Regions from separate parts of the Mus musculus genome. Here region 2 is linked to region 1. The links are chromatin loops, found by intact Hi-C in ENCODE. Cell type or tissue: left cerebral cortex. All regions are shown on one strand. Links, peaks and the distances in the headings refer to the core of each region. The heading gives the core; the rest is flanking DNA. Region 1 holds the start of Sox6os (SRY (sex determining region Y)-box 6, opposite strand). Region 2 overlaps Sox6 (SRY (sex determining region Y)-box 6).

Region 1 (5,374 bases), core at 165-5,164:
GTAACATGACACATCTAACCTCATGATGGCAGATATCACAGGCCATCTGCAAATCATCTTCCAGTGTGTTATCTGTGTTTTATCATTTCTAGTACCTGTCTGTGCCTGATATGGTACTGATATGGTGCTCTTAGACACATTTCTAGGGAATTTCTACTTTACTTCAAAAACAGCAATTGATATACATATATGCATCCTCAAACTATGTTTAAGCAAATAGTTCTCTTAAACCCAAACTACAATTTCATAAAATGCTGTTTTTAAGTAGTATATATATATATATATATATATATATATATATATATGATATAAATATAGATATGTGAGTAATATCACTAGTGGGTTAAAATAGCCAATATGAAAAGATAGAAAGTACTAAAAGCCTTAAAGCCAATGTATTACCTTATTCTCAAGAAATACCAATCCTTCCAGGACCTACTGTATTAATTGAAAGAGAATTATATAAAATATTTCAGATTTATAATATTTAAGGTAAATAGGTACAGGAATTTGATCATTGACTTAAAGCCCAATATCTCCTAAAACAAGACAAATAAAAAATTTATATAAAACCTCAATAATGCCACCAAAATTTATCATTATGTTTAAAGTTATATATTTTGAAGCTTTATAAAAGGAAGATTTACTGGTTATATTGACACGTTGTAAATCCTTGCTTTTCCCTTATAAAGAAAAATATCGGTTGTTTTCTGCTGCTACTGAAAAGATGCTTCATAGACAGCATTCTCACAGCACATCACTCCATTTAAGACTGATGCTGAATGCATTAGAGTCAGTTTAAGACACAGGCACATGATAACTGCTTGATAAGTAGTCTCTTAACATTTGTTTTTACAATATATTGTTGAGTATTGTAGTTATGCAATATAGTACAGAATGTATCATACCACATAATTCTAAAACAGCTCAAATATTTGCATTTTAATTAAAAAACATATACTCCAAAAGAGCATTCCTTTTCTTCACTTCACAATAAAATCAACAACGAACCAGATAAAAAATAAACAATAACAAAAAAAACCTTCTCTTCCTGCCATAGTAAGAAATGTGGAAGGGCAGAGGAGAAAGAGGTGTCAGTACTCATGAAGTGACTAAGGGTGTCAGCTTGCCTGAGGAAATACCTGGTCTCTTCCTGGTATCCAGTCCTGATCACTTCATGTCTTTGGCCATAAACTAGATCCAATGACTTCTAGTGCACACTGGCTTTCAAAATGTGAACCATTTAGTGGAGTGTTTCCTTTTCTTAAGAACAGGAGCAATATAACATTTCTTATAAGGTCTCTCAAATATTGAGAAGAAATCTACATGTCATTGTGCCTCTCCACATGCTCATGTATGTGCATACAACAAAGACCCTCTGGAAAATGCATCAATAAAAATTCCCAGGCTGAGAGAACAGAAACTTCAGCTCTAACCTTGGTCATGCTATAAGAAAAGACTGTACTGGCTTCCATCGAAGCAAGAGAAACTTAGTAAGCCCCAGCTTCTCATCACAGAACCCCTGCTGCTGAGAAAGCTAACTGTCCCACTAGACCTGTGCAAGGTTTCGGGGAAGTGTTTGCTCATTTGTTTTGAAATTACAGAGAATCTTTCCAGTACTATATCTGAGAGACCTAGAAGCAAGGGAAGAAGGCAAATTGATGTCAGTGCCTAATTCTGAGTGCTGAATTCCACAGCGAGTGCCCAGGGTGGCAGAGGGATGACAGAGGAAAGGTCATGTTTGAAGCTGCACAAGTCTGGTCTGCACAGGGCCACAAGCCTTAAAGCTGGCCTCAGGCTAGGATGTCCCGGGAAGCTCAACAGGAAACTAGCATCCATCTGAGCAGACAGGGAGACAAAGCTCTGCTCTAAGAACCCCAAGCTGAACAGGAATGAGAAGGGAAACAACAGATCTGCCCAGCTCCCAGGTCCACTAGCAGCCCCAAGCAACTAGGCCTGAAGCGGGAGCAGAAACTACAATCAGGCACTGACACTAAATTATTGTGATAGACCTCTGAGAGTGGGGGAAGCAGGGAGACAAGTGAGCAGATCTGAAGTCTCTTCCCAAGCCAAGTCACACAGTGCCAAGACTGGCTGATCCCAATAGATGAGTGCACACAGAGTGTTTGAGCAGATTCTCCAGGGCAGCATGTGGGTAGGATGTGGCCAGGTTTGTTCTGTTTCCCCTTTCCCCATCCAGTCTGCAACCTGCCGCTGATGTTGGGTACCTTCTCCTAACCAGCACTTGCCCCTTAGCTGAAAACTACGAAAAACTGGAGAAGGAGAAAAGGCAAAAATCAAAAGCGAGATTTCATGGTCAGTCTTCCTAGCCAGGGCCTCTCCAGGCTCTCCTGGCCGGTTAGGCTTCCCTTGGGAATCCTGTAATCCAGAGCTGAACTGAGCTACTCAAGTCAGCCAAGCCCGTGCCTATGGGCCTTGGGGATGAGGTGCTGAGTACGCAGGCTAATTATACATGTGGCATTTGGGCAGCCAACTGTCCAGTTGACACCTTACCTTATGAGGAAGCGTCCTCCCCACCAACTGTTCAAAACAAAATGCCATCTCGGGATCAGCTTCGCCTGCTCTGGGCCGGTTCAGGGTTCCCTCTCCTACCGCCTCTCGCCTCTCCAACCTAACACAAGAATGTGGCCTAGGGAGGCCAGTCGCAGGCAGGCAGGCCCGCCAGGGTTGGGGGGACAGGCGGGGCGGGCCTTGCCAGGTGTCTGTCCTGTCCCCCCTCACTGTGGACCAGCTCGGGAACGTAACCACTTGACCTTTTTATTCACCGAACCCACCTTCTAGAAATAGACTGGGCGGGGCTGTGTCTGTTCTCGGACCAGGGGGAAAACCCGGACATGTGACTACAAAGGACAGAAGAGAGGAGACCCTGGTGGGCGGGGGGAAGGGGCATTCTCTCCACTGGGTTGCTGGCTGGGCGGTTCCGTGAGGGCCAAAAGCCAAGCCACTGGAGTTCACCCTGGAGCCCAGCGTCCAGGACCGAGAAGTCACCAGAACTCCCTCTCAGACATTGAAACTGGAGGTCCGGAGCCCAATCTATTGTGCCGCTGGGACAGTTTCGGACTATCTTGAGACTGAAACTTCAAGTGCGGCCCTTACAGGAGGCAACTCGCAGAAGCAGCCTAGAACAGCCCATCTTGCTAACTAGCAGCCCTGCCAGCCCAGTAAATGACTTATTTTAGACCACAAACTGGAGTCGCTGCCGATAACTGGTCATTCACACAAACAAACATTTTCAAACTTGGTCAGAGTCAGACAAGCTTAAATAAAACTCATAATACGCCGGAAACGACCACCTTTTATCTATCCGAACACACCAATTCTTTTTATCTTAAAGCTGCGCGGACCCGGAGCCAGTCTGTCCTCCGCAGAGCCCGGCCGTTCCTTTGCATTTGCAGCAGTTCAGCCCCAGCAGCCTTTGCACAAACCCGGGTCCTTCTTCGTACTGCCCTTTAAGGGAGAAAGCCGAAAGCAGCTCCCCCGGGGCAGGCGAGCCTCGCCAACACCGCCTCCCGCCCAGGGCCCAGCCGGTGCTCCGAACATCGGCCCGCAGCGGGCAGCCAGTAGCGGGCCGGGCAGAGAGCCTAGAGGGACGAAGGTTGCGGGTCAGGCTCTGAGCCGAGGGTGCCGGCTGAAGCGCAGAGGACCTGGAAGCCGAACCCGCGCGAGCCTTACGGGGCTGTCCCTCGCCCACGCCGTCAGCGGGCCAGCCTGCGCAGCAAGCGTGCTGAGCAAAAAGGACCACCGTTGGGTTGCAAACTGCCTTGGAGTTCGGTTTGTGTACTGCTGAGAGGACCATTAAAAGTAAAGTGCAATAGTGGAGGGAGCAAGGGGAACTGGAACTCGAGCGTCCCGGGAAAGTCGTGGGAAGCCCCGGTGGTGGAGGGCGAGGAGGGAGCGCGCGGCTTCTAGCCACCCGGGTTTTCTTTAATCCTCCGGGTAAATTTCACCCCTAGCGCGGAGAGCTACGAAGATCCTGGAGTCCCGCCCGCCCTAGGCCAGCGTCAACCCCACAACTAGCCAACGATCCCAGTCCGAAATGGGGGAGGTTCAGAAGCCCTGCGGGTCCTCCCGGCCCCTGAGCCACAGCCTGGCTAACACTGACGCCTCTTAGAACTGCGGCGGCGCAGTCACACGGCAAATCGACACTTTTCAAGAAAACAAAATATTCATTCTCTAACAAAACTAACTTCGCATTGAGTTTCTATTGGGGGAGAGGGGTTAACTCGGCCCTAAAGGAAGCCCGTTTTGTCCAGGTTAGATTTTGTCTACTTATGGATCAGCCGTTGGGTGAGGGTTTAATTTATGGCTTATGCATTCTTTTAAGGTCGATTTACATGACCTCCGGCTACAACTAAGATTGCCGAAGAGGGCACTCCAGTCGTCAGTCGGCCAAACCCACAATTACAACAGCCCTCCCCCACCTTCTGTGGCTCAGACTCCCCTGGCAATCTAAACTGTTCTCTCTCTCTCTCTCTCTCTCTCTCTCTCTCTCTCCCTCTCCCCCCTCTCCCCCCTCTCCCCTCTCCCCTCTTCCCCCTCTCCCCTCTCTCCCCTCTCTCCCTCTCCCCATCCTTTCCTCCTCCACCTTTCTCTTGTTTCTTCTTTTTTATGACTTTACTTTTTGATATTATGAATAACATAAAATATCACTTTGAAAGTTTCGCTAAAACTTTCTCAAAACCCAAGCAAGCATGCCGCGATGAAAGATCCAGTGTTCACAAAGCCCTCAAGATGTTGCCCTCTTGTGGGTACAAAGGGCATTGCCATCCAAGAGCCCCATCTGAACCCTAAGCTGGAGAATAGAAAGAGCGAGGGAAAGGGAGAGAGGGGAGGAAGAGGAGAGAGAGGGGAGGGGGAGGGAGAAGGAGAGAGAGAGAGAGAGAGAGAGAGAGAGAGAGAGAGAGAGAGAGAGAGAGAGAGAGAGAGAGAGAGAGAGAAACACTAACACAACACAGTAGGCACACCAACTTCTTCCATCCCACACTTGTGCGAACTTCCATGAAATACCTACCTCGAACTTTACGGAGACTTAACAATTCACTCTCTAAGCCACCTGACTTCTTTTTCATCTCATTCCCACTTCTATAGATTATCTACTTGGGGAGGCGAAGGTGGAGGAATTAGGTGGGCCAAGAGGGCAGACAGATTTCCGGACGAATACTTGCGATGGCGATAACACTTCTGCTGTCAAAGGTGGCTTTGGCTGTCTCTCCCTGCCCTTTTGCCTCGGTGTCCTACGCACAGTTATCTGCGGCTACAACATGTGTTTTCTCGGAGTGATTTGGGGAAGGGGTGGGGGCAAGAAAACCAGAAACCCGCCACGCAGATCTGTCACCGCCTCCGGAGTAAGGCA
Region 2 (5,374 bases), core at 280-5,279, 340 kb before region 1:
TCACACTGCTATACAACAGTGCTATATCACAGAACTTTCCAGATAATGGAGATATTTTATCTCTTTGCTGGTTAGTATGATAGTCACTATCCAGATATCATAATTAAGCACTTAAAATGTGGCTGAGGAACAAAATTTTAACTCTGGTGACTTTCTATTAATCTGAATTTATATTAAATGGACATATAATGCTAGTAGCTTCTGTATTGGGTAGCAGATCTAGAAAACATTTCCTTTTAAATAGGTCTAAGCATTGGTTTCTAACTATACAAAGTAGGTAGCCAGAATTGGAGAATCTAAGCACAGGATCAGAGGTACACTATTCAAACACTATAAGCAGTGAGTACTTCTCCTCCTTTTACAGTTGAAATTCCATACACATGCTGCCCTGTAGCCCTGCACCTTGTGGCCAGGATCTCATTTTCACCCATTAGCTATCCTGTGGCTCCCAAGATAACTTAGTGCTGTGTTCCGAATTCTCCTAACTTGTATCCTTGGGCATCTTAGCTTGGTTCTAGGATGACTCAACTGCAATTAACCATAAGTTCAGGTTTCTAAGTTATTTCTCCAACAGGACATGCTATGTCTACTTCCAGGCCCATGGATGGTGTCAGATCCATGCCTCTAAACTCATGCCTGACTCTGCTCTCTCTTCTCCTCCAAGTTGAAATTCTTCATGGAAACTGCTGCAGAAAGTTTGATGACATGATCCTCTCTGTTCTCTTGGATCCAAAACTGGTCTTTCCTAGGGCACTAGCAATCCTGTTGTTTTGCTGAGTGAAAGAGGTTAAAACTACTTCTAATATATCTTCACAGAGAGAAGAAAATTATATTATAAATATGAAGACTCAAAAAAAAAAAACAAATAATTAACAGCACCTGGTACGATAGGAGACCTTGGAACAGGACCACAAAGGGTTGTTGTTGCAAAGAGATGGCAATCTTCTCTAACTGCCTTTCATAGTTTTAACTTAATAATTAACCACAGTGCAATCTGTTATTAGAATTCTGTTCATGGTTCATAAGGCTTTGCAGTAAACACAGAAGTCCACATGATATTGTGCTAGAAGTGTAAAAAGTCCAGAAGCCTCGCCAGCAGTCAGAGTGTCTGTGGCTTGTGCTCTATCGCTGTTCTTTTGACATATCCACATATCCTTCATGGCAGAGCTGCAGACCAGAGAACCCAGAAAGCCAGAGCATCCTATAGAATATACATGCAAGGAGACAGTGCAGGTCTACACTGCAATTAATAGCAAACCAGAGACCCCAAAGGCAAGGGTACACTAAGGGAAGCTAAGCCCCTCAAACCTGGAGGATCAACCTAACACTCATGAGATTTTTAATGAAAAATTACAGATATAAAATAATATAGATGACCTCCAAAATTTCAAAACAAATGAATGCATAGCTCCTATTGTGATCCTGGCCTAGTGTGACTCCATAGCCAGGATGGTAGTAATTGGTGCCTTTTGTTTCACTTGCCCATCTCTGTTCATCTGTCTGACTTGTTCAAATTCTAGTTTGAAAGAGCTAAGAATCACATGACAAAGTATGACCCAGTAGTGTCTGGGTGGCCCAGCAGGGGCCAATCTCTAGAAAGGCAACTCAGGCAGAAAGGATGGCAGCTTAGCAGCAAATAGACCTTGATTCAAACCTTGAAATGGCTGGCATTTTCTTGGTGTCTGAAGAAAACTGTCCTTTCTTCCCGAACCCTTCTTTCTCTTCAGTAAAAGAAAAGTGATGATACCCACTTCACAGCCCTGGCTTGAGGATTGTGTGAGATTAAAACACACAATGCACTGTGACACAGTATGTAATTAATGTCTTATCTCTTGTTATTGTCAGATTCTCTGCTCTTTGCTCTAAGTCTTTAAAGGGAAGCCTTCTTGGGGCAGGAACGGTGGCTCAGTGTTTAAGAGTACTTGCTGCATTTGCAGAAGCCCCGATTTGATTTCCAGCTCCCACTTGACAGCTAACAACCATCTGTAACTTGTAAGTTGTAAGGGATCCAATACCCTCTTCTGGCCTCCTTAGGCACTACACACATGCGTTGCACAGACATACATGCGGCCAAAGCTATCATACCCATAAAATAAACAATCCTGCCTGAGTGGTAGGAAATATGAAATCATATAAACCCCAAAATAAGCACTGTATGGGGATTTGTGGGTTCACTGAAACTCTACAAACACAGTCCTTCTTGAAAAACAGAAGAATGGGTGACAGGAATTCTAAGGATCCCATTTGGGCTCGGAATCTTGTGTTCAATAGGAAAAGTTTTGCTCTGGTTGGCAAGAGGGCTCAGCTGATTAAGGTGCTTGCCATCCAGCCTGACCACCCAAGTTCAACCCCACAGACCCACGAGGTAGAAAGATAGAACTGACTCCCATAAGTTGTCCTCTGTCCTGCACAAGGGCACCAAGGCAAGTGACCACACCTACACACCTCCTGTTTTCTCCATGAAATGGAACACAGGAATGCAGAATGCCTCCTCAGAGTGCTTCCTGCTGTTTTACTTTCTACTCTGAAAGGGGATGGTGTTAACTGCTCTACTCTTTCATTGATGGCTCATCAGTTACTTCTTATGGTATGTCAGGTGAGAGTCTGTAGAGAATGCTCCTGCAGGTCACAAAGATCTCTTTCCCTGTTTCCTGACAACCACACTGAATTTACACAGAGACCTGGCACAAGCAACAAGCCTTTTGGTAGAATACATTCCCACATCCACTTAAAAGGGTAGCCTAAAGCCTGTTAGCCACAGCAGAAAGACACACAGTGCACAGTGAGGGCTAAACAACAGGCACCATGCTTCCAGGCTAAGGCTCATTGGCACAAACTGTGCCTGAAAAAAATCAAAGGGCTCTTTTCAGTAAGCAGTAGAAAAGAAATCCAGGGTTCTTGGTGTATCCAAAAGCCCGTGTTTAAGCAAAACCACAGCATGGCTATGCCCATTTTGTTTTCTTTAGCGTTCTTAATAAACTTCTATTTACTCTCTCGTGATGTTACCAGCTTAAACTTTGGCTCTCAGTAGGTTTCCCCATGTTCAGCCCTACAGACATGTGTAAAGCACTCTTTGTGAGCCTCAGCACCAGGGCCGAGGATCAGGACAGTAGAGGTGGCCTCACTGACTGTGTCCAGATAAAACAAAACGCTTCAGAAACAAGCACAGAAGCTGAAAGTTGCTATGAACTAAAGTCAAAGTAGTAAAAATCTATTTGTCCACAAGATAGCCAAAGGTGTGCCTTGATGCACCCCAAACTAACATGTAAGTAAGTCGTCGTCTCTCTTTAAGACTTGATGAGCCAGGACTGAAAATGGTCTCAGTTAATAACAACCTACAGGCTTCTTTTATAATCTCTCTCTTTCGGTAACCACACTGCTTCTAACAAACCTTAAAATGAGTCTATTCCCAACAGAAAATGGAGAATTCTCTCCAATCATCTCAGCTTCTGACTGGATTTGGAAAATATGGTCAAAGCCGGGAGCCATGTGCACGCACGTGTGGATTTGGTTCCATCGCACTCCTGCCCTAATTCTTGTGGCTTGGACTTCCTCCAGAAGCTCCGCCTTACTCTGTGGTTTGTATTTGAGATCCCTTCTCCTGATTCATTGCATTCTCCTGATTGACAAACAGATTTAGATATGAAAACAAACAGTTACCTGCCTGTAATTGGTTTCTAACAGCTGTGCTGTTGTAGTGCTTTTAAAACCACAGTGAAGTTGCCACCCAGATATGCTTTCTGTTCCATTCAGGAGGGGGTGGGGTAGGGTTGGCTTTTTTTTCTTGTATTCTGCCACTTAGGCATCATGACTGTTGACCAAGGTAATCTATAACTTTGATATATCTATAATCTACTTAGTTTATAAAGTGAAATATATGTTTAATTTTATATCTCACAAATTGAATTTAAGTGAACAAACACTGGATTTTAGTTTTCTAGATTGGTGGGCCTTCTGATCAGATGCTGAATAATGTTCAAGAGAAAAAGAGTCACCTGCTGTGATATGCACCACTTTCCTGACAGATGAAAAGACTATCTGATGATAGTTTGCCCCATAACACCAATGACTTTCACAAAGCACATCAGACTAGTTACAGGTACTACTTACATACTAGCAACAATTGTAATTCCCTCTGAACTTCAGAGTAAGAGATGGAGCTTACCATTTTAAAATTCCTGTGGAAATCAAATGTATTTTAAGTATCACCTTTGATTATTTAATCAGACAACTTGCATTTTGCCCTGGCTAATTTTGAAGGCTGATAATATTTTACTCATAAAAATAATTGTGCACCTGTTGTGACGGGAATCTGGTTAAACAAATGTGAACAGGAATGAAACTTTGCTTTAACTGCAAGAACACAAATCTCTTGTTATTACGTCAAGAAACCCATTTTTAAAAGCATGGATGGATCTCATTTAGATCCAATCTCTTCTATGGAGAGAGATTTAAGAATACCATAAAGGCACACAGAACAAATAGCTTCGAGAAAACACTGGCTGGGCTACTGAGCCAATACCTGTGGAATCCCACCTCCGCATCAAACCCTGCCTTCATCTGCCTCACTTCCTCTCCTGGCCATACCATCTAAATGATGTTGAGCTATTTCTGTGAAACAAGTCCTTTCCTTCCAGCTTATGATCAAAGGAGAAATAAAGCGTGGGTCAGCGGGAACTCTGCCCCTCTGGCCCCTTTCTTATTCTCAGACCCTTTCAGCAGAAGAGGTCTTTTTCAGTACCCAAATTCTCTGCGATTTAAAACAGTCTGGAAATCGTGAAGAGAGTCAGATGTGTGCCTTTTCTCTGCAGTTTCAGTCATTTTGAACGGATTTCCTAAGAGCTACCAACTTGTGCTGGACTATTTAGTCCATTTCTGGGTGTAATCAATGCCAAAGTGCTGAAAAGAGGCTCAAGGGAAAATAATTTCTCTCAAGTTAAAGTAGCTAAAATGTGCACTCAGTCCTAGTGTCTCCCACTGACCCCGCAGGCAGGTGGTGTGGCTGACTGTCTACTCTCTTCAAGGTCGTATTCAAAGAGGGGTTTTATTTTATGTTACTAAACTTGGAAACTGTATTCTTTACAGTATAGTCTCTATGCTAATTTCATCTTGGTTAATGCAACAGATGTTTACCACCAGAGTTCAGAAAGTCAGTGGATTTTTAAAAGTGACCTAAACTCTCCAGAGTTTTATTTTTCAATAGTTTAATGTAGACATTTGAATTGAAGGAGAATCACAAATGAATAATTGCATCAAATTTCCCCAGTGCATTAAATATGCACTCAGTGGTAATTACCAACAGTGGTAACAAATTTAAAATATACAGAATAATGTATAAGTTATGTTCACTCCATAGGCCTTTTCCATAAGAACA

The links. Hi-C counts contacts between places; a loop is a spot of excess contacts. Peaks named below come from ENCODE experiments on the same cell type or tissue, not always from the same donor. Only the 100,000 strongest peaks of a DNase experiment are listed, where the experiment ranks them.
Region 2: it touches region 1 in a loop (2.3-fold over the local background); 2 of 42 quality-filtered maps call a loop at or near these places.

The regions. Positions count from the first base shown.
Region 1 is chr7:116,028,346-116,033,719 of GRCm38, forward strand. The region is part of intron 1 of Sox6 (SRY (sex determining region Y)-box 6); the gene reads right to left. It overlaps Sox6os (SRY (sex determining region Y)-box 6, opposite strand), which reads left to right and starts at 3,634. Exons shown (of 2, transcript NR_152104.1): 1 at 3,634-3,822; 2 at 3,975-4,205. In left cerebral cortex, for the core only: a CTCF peak has its summit at 4,753 (motif pointing left); DNase peaks (open chromatin) are centred at 2,118, 2,421, 2,833, 2,949 and 5 more places; H3K4me3 peaks cover 2,376 bases; H3K27ac peaks cover 3,000 bases.
Region 2 is chr7:115,683,338-115,688,711 of GRCm38, forward strand. The region is part of intron 5 of Sox6 (SRY (sex determining region Y)-box 6); the gene reads right to left. Among named protein-coding and RNA genes, the nearest start is that of Gm51455, 190 kb to the left of the region's middle. In left cerebral cortex, for the core only: no CTCF peak of the experiment used is centred there; a DNase peak (open chromatin) is centred at 2,828.